Regions from separate parts of the Homo sapiens genome. Here region 2 is linked to region 1. A link is a loop called in an ENCODE intact Hi-C map of the cell type or tissue named here. Cell type or tissue: heart left ventricle. All regions are shown on one strand. Each heading gives the region's core, and the rest is flanking DNA. Links, peaks and the distances in the headings are about the cores only.

The links. A loop is a pair of places that touch in the nucleus more often than their neighbours do. Peaks named below come from ENCODE experiments on the same cell type or tissue, not always from the same donor. Only the 100,000 strongest peaks of a DNase experiment are listed, where the experiment ranks them.
Region 2: a loop joins it to region 1, with 2.0 times the contacts of the local background. A loop is called at or near these places in 2 of 110 quality-filtered maps.

What each region holds. Positions count from the first base shown.
Region 1 is chr14:58,861,606-58,869,612 of GRCh38, reverse strand. The region is part of intron 1 of LINC01500 (long intergenic non-protein coding RNA 1500); the gene reads right to left. Among named protein-coding and RNA genes, the nearest start is that of LINC01500, 37 kb to the right of the region's middle. In heart left ventricle, for the core only: no CTCF peak of the experiment used is centred there; no DNase peak of the experiment used is centred there; H3K27ac peaks cover 3,134 bases.
Region 2 is chr14:58,730,937-58,738,943 of GRCh38, reverse strand. No RefSeq gene overlaps it. Among named protein-coding and RNA genes, the nearest start is that of LINC01500, 93 kb to the left of the region's middle. In heart left ventricle, for the core only: no CTCF peak of the experiment used is centred there; no DNase peak of the experiment used is centred there.

The DNA.
Region 1 (8,007 bases), core at 2,690-6,689:
GTGTGTCTTCAGAAGTCCTATGAGCTAAGGCCAGCCCAGGTTCATGGGAGAACCACAGAGTTTAGCTGATCTCTTTAGAGGCTACTTCAGGCTCTTGGGAGAAAGTACCTTCCTCAGCATCTCAGAGGTCCTCCAAGCCCGTGTAAATTAGCTCAGGCTGCTGTCCCTGGAGCCCTGCAGGGCCAGAGCAGCTCACCCCCATTTTCCTGCCAAGGCCTTTCCTTGTCAGCAGTCATCACTGGCTTACCATTGGATGGAGCTGATTTTCTGGGTCATGTATAGAGATAACAGATGAGAAGTGGCCACATGTGAATATACCTTCCTTCATAATTCAATTTCAGACTCTATTTCTGGGTGAAAATAGTCCACTTGATATTTCTAGAGTGAATCACAAGTTGTATAACTTGTTCTCATTCATTCATCAAATAATTATTGCATACAGTAGAGTATATTTTTAAGGGGATGGTCGCTGGAGTCAGATTTCATGGGTTCAAATCCTGGCTTCAGCTCTTATTATGTGACCTTACACAAGTTACTTAACCTCTCTGTGCCTCAGTTTTCTCATGTATAAAATGGGCATAATATATTAGAAGATTTCTGTGACAATTAGACGATATATTTATTTAATTTACTTACTAATAACTTACATAAAACAGTGTCTGGAACCTAAGGGCTCAAAATGCCAGCTGTTAGAATTACTCCTTTGTATTCAGTCACAGACTAGAAACTCGGGACATGAAGAGTCCCTGGCTTCCAAAGGCTTCCTATTCAATAGAGAAGGTGGCTACATCAAAGATAAAAGTGTGATACCATAGACATAAAGCAGTGAGCAATAGGATCATGAAGAAGGAAGTTTTTAACTCTACCCAAGGATGCTGGGCAAAGCTAAAATAGTCTCTCCTCTGGGAGTCTGAGTCTTGTAGGGTTAGTTGGAATTTGTCAAGGAGACGAAGGACATTCAAGGCAGCATAATAATCAACGAGAAACCTTGAAGAGGAGCAAGGCAGGGCAGCATACAACTAAGTCAGGCAGGCTGTACTTAGGTTGGTAATGAGAGGAAGGGAAGAAGAGACAGAAGATGCTGGGAAGTATCAGCAGAGATCAAGGCATGAAACCTTTCATATCTCATGCTTATGAGTTTAAACTTTATCCTGTAAAGCCTTCCCTTCTCTCAACCTGGAGCCTTGGAAGAAAATATGTCAAAAGGTTCTTCCAGCCTTAGAAGCACAGTTTACTTAACAACAGGCATGACAATATACACTCTTATTTTTCTATTAAAATAAACTCAGATACTGTGGTGTGGATTGCAACGTTTGTATAATAAACTCAGATACTGTGGCACGGTTGCAACATTTGGATAACTTTGTAAGGGATTTCAATGAAATCTAGAACTTACAGTGGTATGCTTAGAGCTACACCTCCAGACCCCCAAGAGCAGACATTTATTCTCTCCAGAGGGGTTTGCCAGAGGAGAAAAACAGAAAAGATGACTTGACTGAGAAGACCAGAAGAGACATCTGTGTCATGTCTCATTCAAAGACAGCTTTGCACAAGTATCAGGGAATCATGGAAGAATTTGAAGGAGAGAACTGTCATAAGTAGATTGAGAATAATCACTCTGGTTTTGATGTAATTCTAAAATAATAATAATAATAAAAGAGATGTTCGGGTGTGATGGCTCACGCCTGTAATCCCAGCACTTTGGGAGGTCAAGGTGAAAGGAACACTTGAGCCCAGGAGTTTGAGATTAGCCTGGTCAACACGGCGAGACCCCATCTTTACAACAAACTAAAAGAATTAGCCAGGCATGGTGAGGCATACCTGTAGTCCCAGCTACTCAGGAGGATGAGATGAGAGGATTGCTTGAGCCTGGGAAGTCAAAGCTGCAGTGAGCCATGGTCGCACCACTGCACTCCATCCTGGTTGACAGAGTGAGACCCTGTCTCAAAATAATAATAATAATAATTATTATTATTATTATTATTAATAAATAAATAAAAGGGATAAAACCAGAAGCAGAAAGGCCCAAGGGGAGGCTAATTCCAAAACCTGAACCCAAGATAGTTCAGCTCACCCTTTTGTTATTCCTAAACATCCTACACTTCTCTTACATAATTTTTTCTTTTGAGACAGGGCTTTACTCTTGTTTCCCAGGCTGTGGGGTGCATGGTACAATCACAGCTCACTGCAACCTCAAACTCCTGGACCTAAGTTATCCTTGTGCCTTAACCTCCTGAATAACTGGGACTACAGGCTCATGCCACTGCACTCAGCTAATTTTATTTTTTGTAGAGACAGGAGTCTAGCTATGTTGACCAGGCTGATCTCGAACTCCTGGCCTCAAGCAATTATCCCACCTCAGACTCTCAAAGTGCTGAGATTACAGATGTGAGCCATGGGCCCAGGTCTTTCATAATTTGGCACTCTTTGCCAAACTAAACCTTAAGAAAGAATAAACTATACATGTTAACATATACGTGGCATACATTTGCTATCCAACAAATGGTTGTTAAATCAATATACAAACAAATGGAAGAATGAACTTGATACAAACTATTTTACTGGGTCTAGCATTTTTTCTCTGGAATAGGCCAAAATATATACTTAGATAGATATTAATAGATATAGATGTATAAATATCTTCTTTGATGATTTGAAATTTCTTTTTATCCCTGAAATTTAAATTCATGAAATAATATTTGTTGAGTTGATCCCAATTTTATTAATCCTATTTATTGGTTCTACATTCATCATTCTTTTTACAGAGGAGGGGCTGAAAAACTCAGAGCTCAAGTACCTTGCCAGGGTCATATAATCAGGAAAGGAAAAACAACCTTAACCTGGGCCTAGCTAACCCAAGGCTGTTCCCTTACCCATTGTGCTATACATTAGACTAAATAGGCTAACTAGAGTAAGCTCTGTGGATATCATGACATTTGATCTGGTTCCTAAAGGGAAGGTCAGTGTCCACATATTTGAGATAGGCGGGTAGGACATTCCAACTCCAGAAGGAAAATATGAGCAATATTCAGCATCCAAAGAATCCCTGGTATCTTGGGAGAAGAGCAAGTAAACCAATGGGGCCTAGATATAAAGAACTTGGAGAGCAAAGAAAAAGTTAAAAGTGGGAAGTACGATTAGAAAACTGGGTTAGGGCTAGATACCGTCTGGCCAACCAAGTCCAAGAGGGAAGTGAACCACAGCAGGTTTCCCAGCAGGGAGAAGGCATGGCCTGAGCTGAATGACGTGCAGATTTCTTGAGGTCTGAGCTTTTAAAGGTGAACTCAAGAAAGCTAACTCCTTTGTGTATCAGTTTCTATGCTGTTAGATGAGCAGCTTATATAACTCAGATCCACTCCTCAGCTCTTCAGGAAAGTAGCCTAGTTAATTTTCACAAGCTGACTGAAGATAAATCATGATCCAGAACAATAGTAGTCATTCTTATGGTGTGTTTTCCTTTCCCAACCTCAAATTCATCAGAGGATTTAAAAAATAAAGCTGGTTTTCTCTACTGGGTTTCTTTGCTTCTGGGTTTTGGAACCGAGTGTTTACACAAGGCCAAGTGTTCTGCTAGTTCATGAAATTATACACTGGATGGATACATCATTTGTCTTTTCTTAGAAGACCAGAAAATGAAGCATCTGGCCTTCTTGGTTTCTTGCCACCATTAGAATCATCTTCATTCAGGAGTCACAGTTTGCTGTGGATCTTAGTGGAAAGGTTTGAAACTTGCTTCTGGTTCTCCAGGTCTTACAGGGTGGAGTGAAATTTGATGTGGGCGGGGGGAAATATTCAGCTCCTTACATTTTGCTCTTCTCTTTTTCCCTTGAAGTTAGACATTCATCAGGCTTGCCTGGTAGGAGGTTGCAAGCCAAAAATAGCATGCAGTTGGGTGAGGTCTGGAACACAGAACCTCAGTGTAGGCAAACAACACCACCCACACCCCAGCCCTGAGGATTCTGACATCACATTCCCACAGCCGAGTATGTAAGACATCGTTATGTCCTAAGCATCCATTGCAAGCTACGGAAGCAATATGGAAAACACCCCCGTATATTGTAAAACATGTTAATTGAAACCAGACTTTGGCTCCTCCTTTTTAAATCCAGGTGAAAGTTCATTATCCTTAGGGGGAAAAAATGAATATGAGCAATGTATTTTTCTTGGACTTGGAAAATATTGCTCAGAATCCACTACATCTTATCTGTTAGAACTGCCCCCTCCCCACTCCCACATCCACCTATTTTCCTTGCATCTTTCACATGTTCCCCATCCCTCACCACACTGACTTCCCTACCCTCTTCCCACTCCCAGCCAGATGACTTACAGAAATAAACGAGAACTGTTATTTCCTCAGTGGGCTGGGCTTTCGATAATGTTAAGCTGTTTAGGTTGAAGCTGTGGCCTGACTTTGTCAAAAGCCATATGGTGCTGAGACAAAACTGGGGAGTAGGAGAGCACCGCCAAGATCTGCAAGATCTGTGACGAACCAAAGCTGTGAGTTTCATGAGGAAAGAGGAGATTAAGGGCGTTCTGGCTTTTTTGGCAAAAGCCCCAGTTGAACACAGGAATGCCCAGAGGCAAAAGCAACTCAACCTACAACAAATTAATAAAACAATCTGTTGATCCTGGCTTTGCTGTCAACACAGTAGACTAAAGACGCTTCTCAACTTCCAGGAAATAAGCACTCACAAGCCTCCCACCTTTACACTGAGGCATATGCCCAGTCTCCCAGGACCAAATAAGAGGAATTGTTTTCTGTGTGTCTCTTACTCAGTGATGTATTAAACTGGTTACATGAAGCATTTATAACAACATGCTCTTTCTTTTGTGAAAAAATTCCACACGTCCCTCCTAAGAGAGATGCAAGTGTTTCAGTGACTTAGTCATTATAGAATTCCATCAGGAACAAAAAAAGCTACATAACTTTTACTAGAAATAAATGGGAAAGAAAAATATTTGTTGTTATTTCCCCTTAAAATTTTACCATGAATAAAAAAGTAAAACATAATCTTCCACACGATAACATCCACAAAATGTATTCACCCTCCTTGATCCAACTATTATATATTATAGTCTTACAGAATCCAAATATGTTTATTCTAATAGAATTTTTATTCAAATATTTTTGACATGGAGTTAGCTTTGTGTTATAATTTCAAAATACTTTTCTTTTTAAAAAAATATACTTCCGAGATTCTGAAAGAGAAAACAAGGAAAGCCAGTTGCATGTACTAAAAAATAAGGTGACTGCAACCATCTCAAGGCAAAGCGAATAGGACTCGAATATAGTTTTAAATGGTCCTAAATAGGCCACTTCACTGGAAAGAGTTAGAAATGGGTATCTGCATAGAGTAAGTTTATTATACAGGTTGTAACATATATAAGTCAGGAAGTATGAACTGGCCTCCCGTTTTGTTTAGAGTAGGGAGTTGAAAATAATTTACAATAGATAAGCTAATGAGACTGGATGCTGTGGTTAATATGAGCTAACTTAGAGGGGGAGAGAGAAAGCTGTAGTACAAATACGCTCCAAACAAAAGATGTCAACACTCAGGGTAGGAAAGTAGGAACTTCAAAGCTAATAGTAGAAAGAAAATAACTGTGAAAGTTGAGATGGACTAAATATTGCTTTTTCTCCTGATTTCCGCAGAAACCGAGACAGTACCCACTGCCAGCAGCAGATGGGAAGTCTAAACAGGAGAGACTGAATAAAGCTGACAACTGAGGCAGGATAAAGAAGAGAAGGAACAAAGAAGGAGGGGGCAGGAAAAGAAGCCAAGCAGAACATGCTAGCCTGTCGATTTTGTCTTCCATTAAGGCTTCAGCAGAAGATAAGAAAAGCTAAGCCACGTCAGTGAAGGGAGGACAGCAGGAAGGCTTTCAGGGGAAGATTTGTGGTGTGGATTCACTCGGCATTGATGAGAGCAGCTCCCCAGACAGATACCGAGGTAAGAACTCTGGTTATTAATGAAATCAGGATGAACTCACAGGGTATCATTTGTAATCATTTAAATTCCAGAAAATAGAAGAGCTTCAATTCATCAACAGAAGTAGATTTTTTTAAGCCTATTTCAGAGAAAAAGACTAGATATACAAATATTTTTTGGCAATTCTGTTTAACAGGCCAAGACTAAATGTTTTATTCTCAAAAATGACAACAATGAAAACAAGCAATTTGTGTTAAAATTAGAGGGACATAATGATGTTCTAACTGTTACAGGGAAAGCAACAGCACATTTGAAATATGTACATAGAAAGTACACATGAGAAAGAGAATTGTAGCAAGGCGGGGGGGTTAAATTCCCACAATGTTGTTTTCAATTAAAGATAGGGAAGGTAAGATTAGATAGCCAAAAAGACATGATAGAAGAATAAGTGGAAGATGGATGGATGGATGGATGGATGGATGGATGGATGAATATAGATAAGGAGGTCAATTGATTGACACATAAATCCAAAAGACTAAGCTATGTGCACAAAAAAATCATTTAGGTACTTTAAAAGAACAAGGCACCCATATTTCATCCTTTTCAAACAAATTGTATACAATCTCTTTAATGACAAAATTAAAACATATTTATTCAAACGGTCCAATTCACATCAAAACAAGAAGAGGCCTACACAGCTGGGCCAGTTAACATGAATGAATAACTTAGCCAGTAACATCTGCCAAATGAATGTAGAGAGAACTCCAGAGGCTTTAAAAGGAGAAACCAGAGAAGAGGCTTCCGGAAGAAAATGAGAAAAATAAAGGTGATTAATTTAGGATTCAGGAGTGAGAGTGAAGAGGTTAGAAAATGAAATAGGTAGAATAAAAAGACACTAAAAATGTAAGAAAAAAACTAACACAAATTATAAACCTCAAGAAACAGAAAGGAGATACATGAATACATATTATAGCAGTAAGGATTTTTTGTTTGAAGACTCCACCAACCTATGAGCCAGAGAAGGTGCTGGCTGCCAGCCTTACTGTGCAGCCTTGCATGTGCTGATGATGGAGTTGATCCACCCAGCTCCAAGGTCTGGATTTCAGCTTTGCTTGCTCAAAAGCTGAATTTTGCCAAAGCTGAGACTGGATCCAGAGCTCAGGCTCACAAATAGTAGGTAAACCAGGATGTCAATGTATACATGCAGAAGTGCACTTTTCTCCTCAGGCAGTCTTCAGAGGAAAGCAAAGAATAATTGGAAGATCATTTGGAGAAGATGGCATTGGCACAAGAGAAGTCCTGTAGCATAGAGAGTAAAAGCTTAGACAATGAAGCACATGAGTTTGTCACTTGCTAGCTATGTGGCCTTGGACAAGTTATTTAATTTCTCTGTGTCTCAATTTTCTCATTTATAAAATGGGGCATTTCAGTTGTCTATTTCTACATAACCAAGCACCCCCAAATTTAGTTGCTGTATTAGTCTGTTCTCATGCTGCTAATAAAGACATATTCGAGACTGAGTAATTTATAAATAAAAAGAGGTTTAATGGGCTCACAGTTCCACATGGGTGGGGAGGCTTCACAATCATGGTGGAAGGCAAAGGAGGAGCAAAGTCATGTCTTACATGGTGGCACGCAAGACAGCGTGTGTAGGGGAACTGCCCTTTATAAAACCATCAGATCTCCTGAGACTTATTCAGTGTCATGAGAACAGCATGGGAAAAACCTGCCCCCATAATTCAATTACCTCCCACTGGGTCCCTCCCATGACTGGTGGGGATTATGGAAGCTACAGTTCAAGATGAGATTTGGGTAGGGACACAGCCAAACCATATCAGTCGCTTAAGACAACAATCATTTATTTTGTCTACAAATCTGCCATTTGAGCAGGGCTTGGCAGGGGCAATTCATATGCATTCCACAGTGCAGAGATTCAAGAGGAGAGGACATAAGGCCATAGGGAAAGTATCAAAAAATCGTGGGGTCATTTTTTAAAAACCACAGGAGTCTGCCCTTTGCCCACAAGTTATTTTTATTCCTCCCACATGCAAAATACATTCAGTCTCCCAAGACCCTC
Region 2 (8,007 bases), core at 1,846-5,845, 130 kb after region 1:
TCAGTTTTTCTCCTATGTTTGGGTCCATTGTCTCAGTCTTAAAATAAACTGTAGTCATCTGATTAAAATTAATAATAATAACTTAGATCAGTTTGGTGGTCTTTATTTCTTCTTTCCTGCAGTTTCCTTCTTCTGTCCGTTCTTTCTGCTTTCTTTCACCACCAGTTTCTTGAAAGAGGAGTCTTTGCTTCTAGCCTTCACAACTGAAGTGCAGTCTTGCATGGCTGAATGATGGGGATACATTCTGAGAAATGCATTGCTAGGCAATTTTGTCATTATGCAAAAATCATAGCATGTACCTACACAAACTTAAATGATATGGCCTACTAAACACCAAGTCTATATGGTAGAGTCTATTGATCCCAGGCTACAAACCAGTACAGCATGTTACTGTACTGAATACTGTAGGCAACTGTAACACAATGATAAGTAATTATGTATCTAAATATAGAAAAGGTACATTTAAAACACAATAGAACAATTTTTTTTAATGGCACATCTGTCTAGGGCACGTACCAGGAATGGAACTGCAGGAGGGGAATTTGCTCTGGGTGAGTCAGTGAGTGAGTGGCGAGTGAACATGAAGGCCTAGAACATGACTGTACACCACTGTAGACTTTATAAACACTGCACACTTAGGCTACACTCAATTTATAAACAAATACTTTCTTTCAATAGTAAGTTAACCTTTGCTTACTATAACATTTTTACTTTATACACTTTTTAATTTTTTAACTTTCTGTTTTGTAATAATACTTAGCTTAAAACACAAACACACTGTACAGCTGTACAAACAAATTTTTTTCTTTATGTCCTTATTCTATAAGCTTTTTTCTATTTTTTAATTTTTTTATTTTCTTTTTTTACTTTTTAAACTTTTTTGTTAAAAATTAAGACAAACACGCACACATTAGCCTAGGCCTACACAGGGGCAAGATCATCAATATCACTGTCTTCCACCTCCACATCTTGTCCCACTGGAAGGTCTTCAGGGGCAATAACATGCACAGAGCTGTCATCTCCTATGATAACAATGCCTTCTTCTGAAATACCACCTAAAGAACCTGCCTGAGGCTGTCCTACAAAAACCCTTTTTTTCCGCATAAGTAGAAGGAGTACACTCTCAAATAATGACAACAACTGTGCTACAGTAAATACATAAGCCAGAAACACAGTCATTCATTATCAAGTATTATGTAGCATACACAATTGTATGTGCTATAATTTTTATGACTGTCAGCTAGTAGGTTTGTTTACATAGCATCACTACATACACATGAGAAATGCATGGCGCTGTGACATTATGTTGGCTTCATTACTAGAGGATAGGAATTTTTCAGCTCCATCATAATTTAAGGGACCGCTGTCATATATGCAGTCATTGACCAAAACGTCCTTAAGCGGCACATAACTGTACTTAGTTACTGTGTGAAGCTTTGTGTCCTGGCATCAGTTCCTACTGCTCTCCTGAAACTATTTCCCTTCATGGTCACTGGGAGCCACTTACCTGCCTTTTCTCTCTGACAGCCTTTCCTCATGCTCGATTCTTCTGTTTTGCTATACCGTTTAACACCGTTGCTTACCTGCTTCATCTGGAAAGGTTCTGTCTGATTTTTGAAAATAGTAGTGCCCGCCGGGTGCGGTGTCTCACACCTGTAATCCCAGCACTTTGAGAGGTCGAGGTGGGTGGATCAACTGAGGTCAGGAGTTCGAGACCAGCCTGGCCAACATAGCGAAACCCCGTCTCTAGTAAAAATACAAAATTAGTTGGGTGTGGTGGCGCATACCTGTAGTCCCAGCTACTCAGGAGCCAGAGGTAGGAGAATCGCTGGAACCCGAGGTGGGGGAGGTTGCAGTGAGCCAAGACCACACCACTTCACTCCAGCCTGGGTGAAACATCAAGACTCTGTCTAAAAAAAAAAAAAAAAAAAAAAAAAAAACAAAACAGAAAATAGTAGTGCCTAATTCTCTTCCCACCTTTCCGGTCTCTCTCTGATTACCTTGAAGATTCTTTCTCCTCCATTCACCCCTAAATGTAGATGGCCCCTAACTTTCATCATTGTTCCATTTCTATTTCCTAACACTTCCTCCTTAGATGAGTTCCTCCCCTGCTATGGCTTCGGTTATTGTATTTTGGGTACGTAACTTCTTGGCTCCAGACTCACATTTTTATCTGGCAACTAAACATTTCCACCCATCATTTTCTAAGTAATGATATTACCTCAAACTAAAAAAGTCTTTCCCTGATTTGACTTTTTTTTTTAAGAGACAGCGTCTCACTCTGTCACCCAGGCTGGAGTACAGTAGTGGAGTCATAGTTCACTGCAGCCTTGAACTCCCAGGCTCAAGCAATCCTCCCACCACAACCTCCTGAGTAAGCTGGGACCACAGGCATGCACCACCCCACCTGGCTAATTTTTTTTTTAAGTTGTAGTAGAGACAGGGTCTTGCTATGTTGCCCAGGCTGGTCTCAAACACCTGGGCTCAAGTGATCCTCCCACCTCTGTCTCCCAAAGTGCTGAGATTACAGGTGTGAGTCACTGTACCCAGCCAAAATTTTACAGTTTCTTTTAATGGTGTCACTATTTTCTCATTCATCCAGAGATAATTTGGATGAATGGGAAGGTGAGAGGTATCATCTCAAAATCCTTAGCCCTAAAGACCCAAGAGATCATCAAGTTCTATAGATTGAATCTCTGTTAGAATTTTCACTTTCTCCCTGTTCTTTTTATTCCTACTACCACCATAACAGTTCAAATCCTTGGTGGACCTCCCATCTGTTCCCTCTTTTCCAGTCCCATTGCCACTGCCTCTATAATCTCCCCATGTTTTTCTTCTTCCATTTATTCACACCTCCCATCCCTCCAAAGTCCTTTTGCCAGATAAATCTTCCAAAGACAGAGATATGGTCATGTTTCTCCCTAAAACTTCCAGTTCCTAATTGCCCAAATAATGAAGTCCAGATTCCTCTCCTCATCTTACTCTCCAAACTATAGCCTAACTTACTTTCTAAGCCTTAAACCTCATAGGTACTTAGCATATATAAACTAAATAAGTGCAGATGCCAAACTAGAGTGCTTCTTATTCCAGGAACAGTCACCGTGCTTATCCTCTTCTGAGTTTGTACTCATGGTTCCTCTGTCTGAAATGTACTTCCCGGTAGCCAGCTCAGTTCCCTGTTTTTCCGCACAAATCTCAAATCTCAGCAAAGTTGTTCCCGACACACACACATGCAATGCAATTTCTTCCTTTCCAGCTTTGAGTCTCCAGAACTTGTGCTCTACAAGATCTTTAATAATTTGTTTCTCAGGTTATCTATAGTAATTGGTAACTTAATAAAATGTGTTTATCTCCCATAGAATCTAGGAGCAAAGATAATACATGTATCTAAATAGCTATGATCAAAGAAGTTTCATGGTGGCCAAAACAGCCCAATTTTTTTCCATTGGTGACTATTGTGTCAGAAATCCATGAATGTGTGTGTGTGTAGGAAAGAGGGGAGTCACATGAGTTTCTGTTGATAACACTAGTAAAATATTACTTGTTGACTATTTGAAACCATGTAATCTTGGCAGTAAGATAAAATCAGCTCTATCAATATTGCCTAGATAAAAAAAAAAAAAGCACACAGGGATATTGGACTATTCATTAATGATTTTAATCAAAGAATAAGAATCCCCATTTAAGAGACTAACTGGAGATTCTAGTTTGAATAGTAAAATCAGACCATTCAGCGGAATCCCCTGGAGATTATGAAGAACTCAGAATGAAAGTCTCAGGTAGGACAGAAAAATCTAATTTTCATCATCATCTCTGGTGTCTGATGGTGAAAGGGAAAAAAAGCATACACTAACGTTTCTCAACTTTAATGTGCACAGGAATTACTTGGAACTCTTGTTAAAATGCAAGTTCTGAATCTGTAGGTCTAGGGGAAGAGAGGGTAGCCTGAGATTCTACATTTCTGACAAGCTGAATTATGCCTATGATACTGATTCTCTGGATCACACTTTGATTTGCACGGGTTCTGAAATCATGCTTAAAAATCACTCAATATTTTCAGTGTGAGCCTAGCTCAATTTCAATACCAGGGTTGTTTTTGTTTTTGTTTTCAGTTTTTTGTTTTGTTTTGCTTGAGACGGGGTCTCACTCTTTCACTCGGGCTGGAGTGCACTGGCGCTATCACAGCTCATCACAGCCTCGAACTCCCAGGCTCAGATGATCCTCCCACCTCAGCCTCCCAAGTACCTGGGAATACGGGTGCATGCCACCATCCCCAGCTAATTTTTTTCAATTATTATTTTTTGTAGAGATAGGGGTTTACCGTGTTGCCCACGCTGTACTCAAACTCCTGGGCTCACACAATCCGCCTGTCTCAGCCTACCAAAGTGCTGGGATTACAGGCATGAGCCATCATGCCTGGCTCAATATCATGTTTCTAATGCTATTGTAGCAGTGAATATTCAAATTCATAACTGCCAGTTTGCACCACAAAGCCAGATTGATGCAAACATTTCCTAAAGTTTGGCCGCATTTCTAGATTATTTGAAATTCACACACTCATCTCCAAAACTCTGAAGATACTTTTCATCCTAGTGAACAGAATTGGAATTCAATTAAGCACTTCTTCTTTAAAGTAAGGTATCTTAAAAATGAATACTTGATCATTCTGAGGTTATAACAGAACTCCAATAGACAGCTACAAAAATTTAAAGTAAGATTCACATGGATCAAAATTTGCAAAATTGATCTGCAAAAGGGGCTTTGCCTCTATTAAATGCCCACACAGTTCTTCAAATCTTGTGATTCTGGGGAGCTCAGAGCAGCTCAGCCACTAAAAATCAGTGAAGTATCCAGTTACCTGTGGTGTGAATGTGAACACCTATACTCCTTTAACCATATCACTTAGGCTTGGGGTTTTTTTCTCTGCAGTTTCAGAATGAATGTGTTTAGATGTCTTCACTCCTCAGTAAGGAAGTACAGTCCAGTGAGTCTCTGGGATCCAATAAATTGGGTCTCTGAGAGCCCCTTAAACTCAAAAAAGCCTTTGATCTAAGAAAGCAGCTCAAAGGGTCCCATCTTTCCAACAAGTTTCCATGACCTAGCCATCTGCCTGCAGAGAAATAAACTAAGTTTCCATATCCTACATCAACTAATTTCTTCCCAACCTCTCACAACCTGGCAAGCATTAAGGGCACAAATGAGAACATTCACAACCCCAATCATTTCCTCCATCACATCATTGAAAGAATCTATAGAGTTCTCAGCACAGAATGTCCCAACAAATGATGCAATGGAAGGGGCACCCACTCACCTTCTCATTTGATTTGAGCAAAACATCCATGCCTTTTTTTCCCTCACATTGCAGGTGTTCCATCTATGGCCACTGGACTCAGATTTTCCACGTTTAATCTACTTAAGTTTCTTATTGGTAAGAGGTTAGGCTCTTCTGGTTCATGTTGGCTAATTTTATTAAGTCATTTTTTAAAAATATACCTGCTAGGCTTGAATGTGTCCCTCAGAAATTCACATGTCAGAAACTGGAAACTTAATGTACAAGGCAACACTGTTGGGAGGTGAAGCCCAATGGGACATGTTTAGATTAATGCTGTTATAAAAGGCTTGATGAAGGGAGAGAGGTCTCTCTTGCACTCTCTCTTGTGCTATCTCTTGCGCTCTCTCTCTCTCTCTCTCTCTCTTCTCCTTCTGCCATGTGAGGATATGGCATTCCTCCTCTCCAGAGGACACAGCAAGAAAGCTCTCACCAGATGCTGGCACCTTGATCTTGGATGTTCCAGCTTCCAGAATAGTAAGAATATAAATTTCTGTTCTTTCTAAGTTACCCATTCTTGGGTATTCTGCTATATCCAAGACAGACTAAGACAGTTTCCAAAGCACCATATCCTGCTGATAAGAAGACCACATTTTAGAAGGCCCAAATCATGGTTTTCATTAAGTTGTCCCCCACATCCTTCTACCACATAGGCTAGAAGTTTCTCCCAGGAAAGAAATGGTATTCTCTTCTTCTGGGACATCTTTTCCTAAGAGCTCCATCATTGATCAAAACCATTATTTATTCCAAAAAGCCAGTAGATTCTAACATGTTTCCCCAGTCATCTGAAAGAAAAAATCATTCTCTCTTATTCTGGTAACAGCACTGCACTTTTCTTAAGAGGAGTACCTCTTCTGAATTTTTAGTTGTTATGGTTTTGGTGGGCTCATGACAAGAACCAAGCCAAGCCAATGAAAGTAACAACCACAACTTTGGAAAGGTAAGAGATGAGACTCTCATTCCACTGGGTTGTGAACTGGTAAGATGTAAGCTGGAGCACTGCCAGCCACCTCAACACCTATAGGGAAAGTCCATGTAAGAATAGAGCCAACATAGAAGAAAAAGGAGTCTCAGACTTAGATAGCATCATATGAGCACCTGGTTACAACTAACCAATAAATTCCTTTTGTTTAAGTAACTTGAACTGGATTTCTGATAGCTATAACTGCAAGTGTCCTGGGATTTAGGATATGGCAATGATAATAGCAGCTAAGCTTATCATGCACTTACTATATGCCAGGCACTCTTGTAAGCACTTTCCATATATGAACTCATTTAATCTTCACCACAATATGTGCAGCAGGCATTGTTATTATCATCATCTCCATTTTACAAATGAGAATACCGAATCAAAAAGCTCCCTTAAGACCACCCAGCTTTCAAGTTGAATGATGAGAAAAAAAAAAAAAAAAGGACCACCCAGCCAACAATGATGGAGCCAGCATTCAAACACAAACAGTCTGGCTCCAGATTCAGTGCTCTGAATCAAGGTTGCTCAAAGAGTGACCCACAGGCTGGTGCCAGTCTACAAACTATTAGCTGTCTCTGTGGAGAAAGTGAAAGTGTATGTATAGAAACCTTTCTAGCAAGTCAACATCACTGCAACACTTTTATTTCTAAAACTATTGGTCCATAATTTATTGGAAATTGTAAAACATTCTTGTCTTTTACCATAGAGTTTGAGGAACCTTATTTAGCTTATCACATAAGCACTGTGATTTAGATATAAATCACAGCCTTTCTCCAAATGCTCTTAAGTTCCTATGAATAATGTTGGAGTCACTTGGCAGTCCCAAAATATATTACTTCTTGACTCAATTCCAATGTTTCAAAATAGAGTTATTTGAGATATTTTTAGTTCTCATGACTCTGGGTTAGAAAGGGATCCTAAGTTCTCAGTGGAGCTTTGGAGATGCTGACACATTATGAGTTAAAACCACAAAGCAAAAGGAATTTGGTAATGGCTTCTTCCCATTAAACCTTGCCCTAAGCAGACAGAGAAAAGGCAAAGGGAATCACAATCCCAGCCAAGGGAGAAGTCCAGAAAGCAAGTAGCAGGAAATGAATCATACCAGAGAGTTGAAAGAGGGGCCACAAATAGAGGAGAAATCTATAATAAAGCGCAGAGGCAATCTGTGACCCTGCAGAACTTTCCTATGCACCCTACACTGAGAAATGCACTTCTTATCCTGTGCGCCGGCATAACCAAAGAAACAGTACCTAGGACATGAGGTTACTTCAGCAGATCCTGAAAAATAAGTGTCTCTTGAGCAGACATCTCACAAAAAAAGTTAAGTGGACAATAACCACATTAAAAAATGCTTGACATTGTTAGTCATCACAGAAGTGCAAAACAAGACTACAACAAGATACCCACTACACACCCAGTAGAATAGCTAAAATTAAAAAGACTGACAACAGCAAATGTTAGCTAGGATGAAGAACAACCGGAACTGTCAGGTGTGGTTGGCAGAAATGGAAAAAACATTGGCAGTTTCTTATAAACTTAAAATATATCTACCCTTTGACCCAGAAACTCTACCCCTACATATTTAGGAGGAGAATTTGAAAACATGTCTTCATACAGAGGCTTATACAAGAATGCTCATGGCCCCAAACTGGGAATAATCCAAATACCAGTTAGTCGTTGAGTGAGTAAACACAATATGATCTATTTT